Regions from separate parts of the Homo sapiens genome. Here all the other regions are linked to region 1. The links are chromatin contacts, found by Hi-C or POLR2A ChIA-PET in ENCODE. All regions are on one chromosome and are shown on one strand. The core of a region is the stretch at or near the end of the contact, and the rest is flanking DNA. Distances in the headings are between cores, read along the strand shown. Region 1 overlaps LINC01847 (long intergenic non-protein coding RNA 1847). Region 2 holds the start of IL12B-AS1 (IL12B antisense RNA 1). Region 3 holds the start of FABP6-AS1 (FABP6 antisense RNA 1).

What was found. Hi-C counts contacts between places; a loop is a spot of excess contacts on that map. ChIA-PET counts read pairs that join two places held with the same protein, here RNA polymerase II (POLR2A). Pooled maps may share reads with other maps.
Region 2: a loop to region 1 is called in a pooled map, with 2.7 times the contacts of the local background. The contact joins the promoter of IL12B-AS1 here to the enhancer-like site in region 1. A Hi-C loop is called at or near these places in 1 of 37 single-sample maps with no recorded cell type and 2 of 50 pooled maps.
Region 3: POLR2A ChIA-PET joins it to region 1 with 10 read pairs in HEK293. The contact joins the promoter of FABP6-AS1 here to the enhancer-like site in region 1. POLR2A ChIA-PET finds 5 or more read pairs at or near these places in 2 of 52 experiments (HEK293 and activated T-cell).

The regions. Positions count from the first base shown.
Region 1 is chr5:159,824,231-159,827,556 of GRCh38, forward strand. All of the region lies in intron 2 of LINC01847 (long intergenic non-protein coding RNA 1847), which reads right to left. Among named protein-coding and RNA genes, the nearest start is that of LINC01847, 45 kb to the right of the region's middle. Within about 2 kb of position 1,486, at least 9 of the 41 ENCODE cell types and tissues checked have a DNase peak (open chromatin) inside an H3K27ac peak, as active enhancers do.
Region 2 is chr5:159,329,943-159,333,268 of GRCh38, forward strand. It overlaps IL12B-AS1 (IL12B antisense RNA 1), which reads left to right and starts at 1,576. Exons shown (of 5, transcript NR_037889.1): 1 at 1,576-2,098; 2 at 2,840-3,061. IL12B (interleukin 12B) reads right to left here and starts at 545. Exons shown (of 8, transcript NM_002187.3): 1 at 490-545.
Region 3 is chr5:160,208,501-160,211,826 of GRCh38, forward strand. FABP6-AS1 (FABP6 antisense RNA 1) reads right to left here and starts at 1,570. Exons shown (of 4, transcript XR_941148.3): 1 at 1,477-1,570. It also overlaps a transcript of FABP6 not described here.

The DNA.
Region 1 (3,326 bases), core at 236-2,735:
TGAGGCACAAGAATCTCTTGAATCCAGGAGATGGAAGTTGCAGCAAGTGAGAGAGAGAGAGAAGATGAAAGGAAGAAGGAAGGAAGGAAGGAAGGAAGGAAGGAAGGAAGGAAGGAAGGAAAGAAAGAAAGAAAGAAAGAGAAAGAAAGAAAGAAAGGAGGGAGGGAGGGAGAGAAAGAATGAAAGAAAGAAAGAGAAAGAAAGGGAAAGAAAGGAGGGAGGGAGGGAGAGAGGGAGAGAAAGAATGAAAGAAAGAAAGAAAGAGAAAGAAAGAGAGCAAGCGAGCAGTTTTCTTGTTTCTAGAATAATTAGTATGGGTCTCCATCCCAAGACAGACTTTTTGGTCCTGTGCTAGAAAAGACTTCCTGAGCTAATTCATTTCATTTATTTCTAAGTATCTTGTTTTCATCATGGCATCTCCTGCAGGAAATGAAAATAGCCAGCAGCTTCGGCATAGAGAGACTGAGAGGTCCCAGCCCAACACCTCAGGACAAAGGCAGGGCATAGCAGATTAAATGCCACCATTGCTGCAGTCGCCTGCTCTCACTTTTCTCTCCCTGTCAAAGCTGATATTGAGTGTACTCTCCCTGTGAATTGAGCATTCTGTCATCAAAAAGCTCGGTGATGAAGCTTATCTCATTTTTAAAATCAAGACTTGTCTCCCGTCTTTAATACTGGATGACTAATACCTAGGTCATTTTTTAAAAACTAAATTAATTTGATGCTCTGATTCCCTGTTGTTGTGCAACAAATTACCTTAAAACGTAGTGGCTTAAAATAGCCATTTTATTTTGCTCACAGTTTTGTCAGGAATTGTCTTTAAACATGACAAGATGATAAAATAAAGTATGACCAATTCAGCAAACATGTATTGAGCACCTACCATGTCTCCATTACACCAGCCTGTCCTGCAGGCAAAAGCAAAGACACAGTGGGGTAGAATTTATGGGTGCATTTGGAGAACTGCAAGTCCTGGGTATGGCTGGAGTTTGGGTTCATGTGGAACCCAACAAGGGACAGGCTTCAGAAGTAGACTGAGGCCAGATCCTCAAAGCCCTCGAATGCCAGGATAAGAAATTTCAACTTCATCCCATAGGGTATGGGCAATAGGGAGCCATGGAAGATTTCAGCAGAGAAGAGTCACTGTCAGATCTATGCTGGGGGATAGGCAGGGAATAGATGCTTCTATGAGAAAAGAGTGAAGCGTCTGGAAATTTGCCCTCTTATTCAACACCTGAGGGGCTCCACAGTTAATATTCACCTTCAGCAGAGCTGACCTCCTGGACCTCATTTTACCCTAGCCCTGTTTCTTTGCCACTGGGTGCAGCTCAGCATGAAGAGTGCATGAGTGAGAGCCACGGGCCTCCTTAGGGGAAAAAGAACAAGTACTGCCCAAGTTGCTACATTGCTCATATGCATTGTTACCCTGAAAGGGTCACAGTCCCTTGCCTCTACAGGGAGTGGGGGATGAGGCTGCCTTGGTGTGGCTCAGAAAACATATTGAGGCTTGGCAGCACCTGAGAACATTTTGAAAAACTTCCCACCAGGTTTTATTTGTTTTGTTCACAGGCCCTTAAAGTTAGCAACAGAAATCACCTCTGAGGGCTTGGTTCCTGATGGCTCTCCAGTTCCCAACAGCTGTGGAGGGCCTCTCCTGGCCCATTTCCCTGACCAACCACTCCCTGCCCCTGTCAGGCCCCTCCCACCTCAGAAGAGGCCACAGCCGCAGGTCAGCTCCAGGCAAAGGCACAGGGTAATTAGAGGCTGCTAATCACTACCACGATAATAATACTAGTGAGTTAGGGAATGATTCACAGATACCAGACACCAACTTAAATACATGTATCCTCTCATCTAATGGTCAGAACAACCCACAAAGGAGGCATAACTATTTTCTTTATCAGATAAACTGAGGCATGGAGAGCAACTCACCCAGTTGCACAGCTAGTATTTGGCAGAACCTGGATGCAAACCTGGCTCTGATTCCAAAGCCGAGGCCTCTTGGCCCTCCAGTCTCCCATTTCTCAGCGCTTCCCTTGGGGAGTTGCCTCTCCTACTGCCCCCTCAGGTACCCAGCCCCCTGCACCTAGATTTTATCATGTAAGCATCCAGTTCTTCCCATATGCAGCTCCTTTGTCTCAGTTGTGTCAACTAATTTTATTACCCTGGGTAAATCCCTTCATTCGCCTGGGCCTCAGTTTCTTCATCAGTAAAATGGGGATGCCCAGTCTGTCTTATAAAGTCAGTCCAGGCACTAAATCAGTTGGTGTGCTCCTGCGGCCCTGGGAACCTGGGATGGGCACTTAACTGTAAAGTCTTCTTATGACAATGCAGAAGTGACTCATCTGGTGAGCAGCCCAAGCCCTTCCTGTAGGCAGTGAGCACTCAGGAGGTTTCCACAAATAGATTCAAGCAACAGGTGTCTGCACCCTGGGTAGCTCGGTACCTGCCAACTCTGCTGGCAATGCTCGCTCTGGGCTCTTTCCACAGAGAGAGGTCACATTCCATGGCCCAGCAGCCCAGCACAAGGAAACAGCCCTGCCCACACACAAGGAAAAGTGGACATTAAGGGTTCTGCTTGTTTTTAAAAGGCTTATGGGCCTCCAAGGCAGAGGAGAGAAGAGCAGGGAGACCAGGTCTAAAGTGAGGGTGGAGACTCTCCTTGTTCCTAGCTGTGGAACAGAAGCACTGTCTCCCCAGGGTGGAGGCCAGCAGCTTTCCCAGCAGGCAGACTATGAACTGCTCTGCTCAGACTTCAGACTTGGGTCTGGCTTAAAAGGAGCACAGAGTCATATTTGCTGGATTAGTTTCCTAGGGCTGCCATAATGAAGTACCACAGACTGGTGACTTAGAACAACAGCAATGTGTTGTCTCACAGTTCTGGAGGCTGGAAGTCCAAGACCTAAGTGTTGGTGGGGCCATGCTTCTCAGAAACCTGTAGGGAAAAGATCCTTCCTTGCCTCTTCCAGCTTCTGGTAGCACCAGGCGTTGTGAGACAGGATCACTCCAGGCTCTGCACTGTTTCTGCTTGGCATTCTCCCTGCTTTACCTCTGTGCATGTCTACCTCTGTATCCAAATTTCCCCCCCACAGTGTTTGTTTTTGTTTTTTGTTTTGTTTTGTTTGAGACAGGGTCTCACTGTGTCACCCAGGTTGGAATGCAGTGGTGCACTCTCAGCTCACTGCAACCTCCACCTCCCAGGCTCAAGCGATCCTCCCACCTCAGCCTCCTGAGTAGCTGGAACCACAGGCACACACCACCATATCTGGTTAATTTTTTGTGGTTTTCATAGTGAGAGTTCCACCATGTTGCCCAGGCCGGTCTCG
Region 2 (3,326 bases), core at 326-2,825, 490 kb before region 1:
AACTGACGACCAAGACCATCACAAATATGGGAGCAAGTCTGATTTGTAACATTATTATAATTATGAATCCAATTACTTTAAGGAATGCACGAAAGGCTTTTTAAAAATTTCAATAGTAAGGCAGGCACCACTCACTTTAGCTCTATACAATCCTTTAACTGATGGGCATTAACATTTAGGAATATACTTTTATACATCAATACACACCACTTCAAAATAAGATAAAACAAACATTTCCACAAACTATGCATACACACAGATCTTGCTATACAGTTATTATTAGGTGGCTTTTAAAATGGACACTGTACATCGGTCCCTAGAGTACTAAGTTTTCACTAATGTTCCAGCAGATGACTCACCAGGGATGCTTCCAGGAATCCACCAACTCCCTCCTGCCAGCTGCTGGGGTAGCACACTAACGGTTTCTACACCTGGACAGCTGCAGGCCCACAGGGAGGGGAGGGAGGTAGGGGCTTGGGAAGTGCTTACCTTGCTCTGGGCAGGACGGAGAGTCCAATGGCCCTGAAACAGATGTTGTTTCTTCTGCTGCTGTTGCTGGTACTGGAACTTATATACTCTACTCCTTTCTGATGGAAACTTAAACTAGAAACTGACTTGTTGCAACATTGAAAACAACTCTCAAAACCTTCTGGGGGAATTTCAAGAAGTTCCTTTTTTGTTTGTCTCTCTCTGTGTGTGTATCAATAACGAGGAGGGAACATAGACATCAAAATCCCAGGTAATGAACTAAGAGGAAATGACTTTTGGGTGGGGAATAAGGAAGGAGATGGAGATGCTAATTTCTCTGGGTTTACATCATGGCCAAGGTGCTTGGAGACAGCACTAGGCAGATTCCCTGGGTTCCACAGATCGAGGAAGAAGGAAGGCCAAGGGGCGGTCAGACGGGAGGCTGAGTTCATGTCGGGATGGAACAACTGTATGCCCAAGGGCTTAAAAACAAAATCCTGGTTCTTCCCAAGTCAGAGAGGATGAGATGAAGGGCAAAGGGTTTAGTACATCTGGGGCGCCTTCCTCCACATTAGTCCTTTAATTTCAGAAACATACTATTTACCACCCATCTTGGCTCCATGCACCTCTCCCCACATTCCCCGAGTGGGAACACACGCGTGCACACACACACCCATGCACATTTCATACAGACACAGACCTGGGGAGATGATAAAACTGCGTGTACCACTAATAAGACTCAAATATGTGCACATCCTGTGCTCATAGGTACTCGCTCATAGGGGCGGATGGGAGCAGAAAGTGAAATACCCTCAGGGAGGCATACAGACAACCACACTCAAGGCACCCCCCCTTGGGCACCCAGACTACATCCTCATTTCATTTGCACACAAATCTATGGCCCTAGGGGCTCCGTGCAGATGCACAGGAATAGCGGAATAAAGATATCTCTCGTGGTGGAATTTCAAGTTGCTAAGAGGTATGCAAAGGTGTACACCGGTGTGGACCCCCCCATCCCCCGCCCAGTCTGCACGTGAACAGGAACATGTACCTGCACGTATACCAGGTACACGCAGACAGATGCGGGCCATCCCCAGAGCCGCCGACAGAGGTCGCTGCGAGACGGTACCCGCGCCCCACAGTCCACCCGCTCCTCGGAGTCCCCCCGCGCCCCGGAGTCCACCCGCGCCCCGGAGTCCACCCGCGCAGGTCCACTTCTCCATCCCTGCTCTCGACCTCCGCCCCTGCGGTGGGGGAAGTTCCTGGGGCGGTGGCTGGGACCAGGCCGGGTTTTAGGCGGGCGCAGATTTCCGGGCTAACTTTCCTCGCCGTCTCAGCGCGGGAAGGGGGAAATGGGAAACCCGGGCCAGAGCAGCGGAGCTTCCCAGCCGCACACTTCCTCCCTCCAGCCGTTTGTCTCGGCAGGGGAGGGCCCAGGCAGCCAAGCCGGCAGGCCCACTGGTTATCCGACCTTGTGCTCTGGCCGTGGGTGGAGACCTTACATCCAGCTCAGAGCGCCTCCTCCCATCCCCTGTGTCCTCTAGGCCTCCCCAGACTTTGCCTTTTAGCCTTCCAGTGAAACAAGTTCTGTATCCAAGATATACAATTAAGTGGACAAAGCAGATTGCAGGTATGTTTTTTCGTATGATACCATTTGTGGGGTGTGTGTGCGTATGTGTGTAAGTGCACCTGCACTTTTCACAACTGGTATCTCTGAGGCATATGTAACAACTGGGGGAGGGGCTTTTTGTAAACATGTATTAATTTCCTCCGATCCATCACTAAAGTGTACTGAACAGAAATTGACGTGAAGTAGTTTCACTAATTTATTTACAGTGGCTGCACCACCACAGATGAGTCCTTGTGCCCCCCCATAAATAAATACATGCATAAAATAAGACAAGTAAGGTTCAAAATGACACAAATATTTTATTCATGTGTTCGTAAAAGCACCTTGAAAATTAAAAAAAAAAAACTGTAACGTAAAGTCTCAGTAAAAATCCAGCGCCAGTTATGCAAAAGAAGCTTCGAAGTATGCCCTCATCCTCCCTTTTCCGCTCAGATTGCAGCCCGAGGGCTAGTCCTATATGAAAGGGCCCCCAGTGTTCACCTCCACCAGGGACAAGTAATAGGGTTTTAAGAGCATGGGCTCTGGAGTTAGAGAGCTGGATACCCGCACCTGCAAGTTACTTACCTTCGTTAAGCCTCAGTTCCTCACATCTGTAAAATCGGGTTAATAATAGTACCTGATCTCAGGACTGGTGTGAAGATTAATGAGATATGATGGGATGCAGTTAAAGCAGCATCCTGGCTAAACGTTTAATGAATGGCTGCTTGCACTTATTTATTTTTTTATCCTGTCGTGTCCCAGAAAGTCTTTTCGTAGCTCACAAGGGGACATCAAAGATGACAAAGAGGAGTGGAAGAAGACAGAGAGAATCAATGTGAGGAGCCTGGAACAGGGCTCTGAATTGTCTTCCCACAGTGAAATCACTTGTCTATTGCTGAGCCAAGAATTTGACTCTGAGCATCTAGGATGAGAAAGAAGAACTGGCACCTACGCCATCTCTGCCCCTCGGGACTGACTATTTTGGTAAGTTCAGTTCACCCATGGAGGAAGTGGTTCTCGTACTTTATCTGCATGTAACAACAAAATTCAGGTTCTTGGGGCTGATGCTTGGAGATTGTGATTCAGATCTGGGATGGGGCTCAGGAACCTGCATTTTAACAATGGAGGTTCTAATGTGGTCATTGGCAGGTTGTTCTAATGTGGGGGCCACATTAGAGCCTCTCTCGGAGACAGGCTGTACATGGCCAGCCAGCATTCTGGTAATATGAGCCAAATGCCCATTGACCTA
Region 3 (3,326 bases), core at 320-2,819, 380 kb after region 1:
TCATGTTGAAGCTTACTACCCCATGTAACTATAGCAAGAGGTGATAGGATCATGAAGACTCTGCCCTCATTAATGAATTAATCCACTAATAAATTAAAGGATTAATGGGTTATCATAAGAGTGGATTAGTTATCATGAGAGTGGGAGCCAGGCACTGTGGCTTATGCCTATAATCTCAGAACTTTGGGAGGCCAAAGCAGGAGCATTGCTTGAGGCCAGGCATGCAAGACAAACCTGGCCAACATAGGGAGACCCCATTTCTTTTTTTCTTTCTTTCTTTTCTTTTTTTTTTTTTGTAGGGAGTCTCACTCTGTTGCCCAGGCTGGAGTGCAGTGGTGTGATCTCGGCTCACTGCAACCTCTGCCTCCCGGATTCAAGCAATTCTCCTGCCTCAGCCTCCCAAGTTGGTGGGATTTCAGGTGCCTGCCACTACACCCAACTAATTTTTTGTATTTTTGGTAGGGACGGGGTTTCACCATGTTGGCCAGGCTGGTCTCAAACTCCTGACCTTGTGATTTGCCTGCCTCGGCCTCCCAGAGTACTGCGATTACAGGCGTGAGCCACTGCACCCAGCAGGGAGACCCCATTTCTAAAAAAAAAAGAATTAGTCAAGTGTGGTGGCTCACACCTGTTGTCCCAGCTACTCCAGAGGCTGAGGCTGCAGTGAGCCATCTTTGCATCACTGCACTCTGATCTGGGCAACAGAGCAAGACCCTTTCTCAGAAATAAATAAAGGTCTGGTGTGGTGGCTCATGCCTATAATCCCAGAACCTTGGGAGGCCAAGGCAGGCAAATCACTTGAGCCCAGGAGTTTGAGACCAGCCTGGGCAACATGGTGAAATCTCTCTCCACAAAAAAATAAAAAAACAAAAATTAGTCGGGTGTGGTGGCCCACACCTGTATTCCTAGCTACTTGGGGGACTGAGGCAGGAGGATTATTTGAGCCTGGGAGGTTGAGGGTTCAGTGAACAGTGATTGCCCCATGCACTCCAGCCTGGGTGACAAAGTGAGACCCTGTCTCAAAAAATTAAAATAAATAAATAAAGCCAGTTTGGCTCTCAGTGAGCTCCCCTTGCCATGTGATGCTCTGTACCGTCTTGGTATTCTACAGAGAGTCCCCACCAGCAAGAAGCCTCTCACCAGTTGTGCCCCCTAGACCTTGGACTTCCCAGTCTCCAAAACTGCAATAAATCATCGTCTTTTTTGTCTTTTTTTCCTTTTCTTTTATTTTTAGAGACGGGGGTCTCACTATGTTGCCTAGGCTGGTCTTAAACTCCTGGCCGGAAGTGATTCCCCAGCCTTGGCCTCTCAAAGTGCTGGGAGTACAGGCATGAGCCACTGCGTCCAGCCCTTTTCTATGTCTATATATACAGTCTCAGGTATTCAGCTGTAGCAACAGAAAGCAACCTAAGACATACATTTTAATCAAAAGTATAATAAGAAAATTTCAGGAAGAAGTGGGAAAAGGAGACATACAATCAACCTGTGCACAGTAGAATCCTCCTGGTGTCTTCAGGAGACCCGACGTGATCTGACCAGGGGAGTCTTGCAGCTCCATTCTCTGTACCAAGGCAAGTCAAACAGGTAAAGCAGATCACAGAAAGGGCTCTGACCTCAAGAAACATGTGATCTAGGTGGAAGCATGAGTCACATATGCATGAAAAACACAGCAGGCAATGAATGACAGGTAAGCTGGAAAGAGAATTCACCTGGTTACCAGGAGATATGGGCTCTGTTCCTAGTTCTGGCACCCAGTGATGACCTTGGGAGCCCAGTGGCTTCACCTCTGTGAACTTTAATCTCCTTATCTGTCAAAGGGTTTTAATGACAATAATTGAGAAGCTGTGATCATCAGATGAGATAACCTATCAGTGACTGCTCTCTGAACTGTGGTACAAGTTACCTTTCAACCTGGAACAGCACCTCAAACATGAAGGAATCTATCCCTATGGTGGAAATTCAGGCCCAAGCAGTGGGCAAGTGGGGTAGATCATGTGGGGACAAGGCCACCTTTGGTTGGCCCTTAAAAATACCAGAACACAGGGGCAGCCTGCACAGCTCTAACACTGCAGAACAGAAGTCAAGGTGGGCATTCTTGCCTCAGCTCGAAGACCTGCACAGCCTGCTCACCTTTGTAGAGCAGTGCACCCCAGGGAGAAAACACAGGAGCAGCCACGTCTCAGCCTTCTCAGAATGTCCAATCCTTTTCATAATTTAACCGCTTGCTCTGCATAATTACTTTTCTCCTGCTTATGAGCTTAGAGCAATAGTAGTTCCCAATAACTAGAGATTTAATAAGGCTAAATTACAACGAGTGTCCTGCAGAATTACACACCGCATTAACACCAAATGAGTTCATTAGAAATTCATTAGGAATGATTTCTGCGGCTGCCACAGGAATTAATCACGGTTTGCCAGTGGCAGGAGAGGGGGCAATGAATGATTGCATGGGAGCGGGACGACCTTTTGCCATCTGACTTTCTTCTGAAGCAATATCTTTCAAGGGTCATGGGCTGCTTTGGTAGGGAGATTGCTTGGACGTTGTTAGACATGCCTCTCAATCTTCTTCCTTCTTCCCAGCCACTGCCCTAGATCAAACCTGTAGATGTTGGAGTCGGACCCTTTTTCTGTCCTGGGGAGCTGAGAAGTCATCATGGGCACTTATGTTCTTGCCTGCCCAGTATCCTTTCCCCCTTCTTCTGTCAGTGTACTTCTGTGTTTCTTGGAGAGCTGCTCCTTGAAGATACTGCTGCATGTGGGTCTCTGTGGGACTGTCAGTTAAGAGCCTCCACTGGCCTCACCCACCCCCAGAGGGAATACATGTCCTCGGCTGAGCCCATTGGGCTTTCTCTCCTGGTATTTTTTAGTAGCTGATATTTATGAAGTGCTTGCTAGGTGCTGGCCCCCTTTCTAAGGATCTTCATGTACTGAGCATCCAACCCTCCCATTGCCAGTTAAGGAAGTGGGCTTTATTTTTAGCTCTATTCTGTCAACGAGGACACCCCAGTACAGAGGTTAAGTGACTTGTCCAAGTGACAGAGCCTGTAACTGTCCAAGCTGGGACTTTGAGTCATGAGTGCAGTACTATAAGGATGAAGGATTGTTGAAGGTAATCAATGGGTTGGCAGTGCCCCAGGGACTGTCCCTTCCTTCTTGCTTCCTGGTGCTATGTGCTATCTGGAGGCCTGGTGGTGGAGCTTTTTCATCCTTTCTATGAGTTACTCCATACGTTTCCAAAAATTTTATTTTTTGGTTTGTCACCAAGAGTCCGTGTCTGCTACTTAGATCTGTAAGAGCTTTGGCTGATGCCTGAGCCGACCAACAAG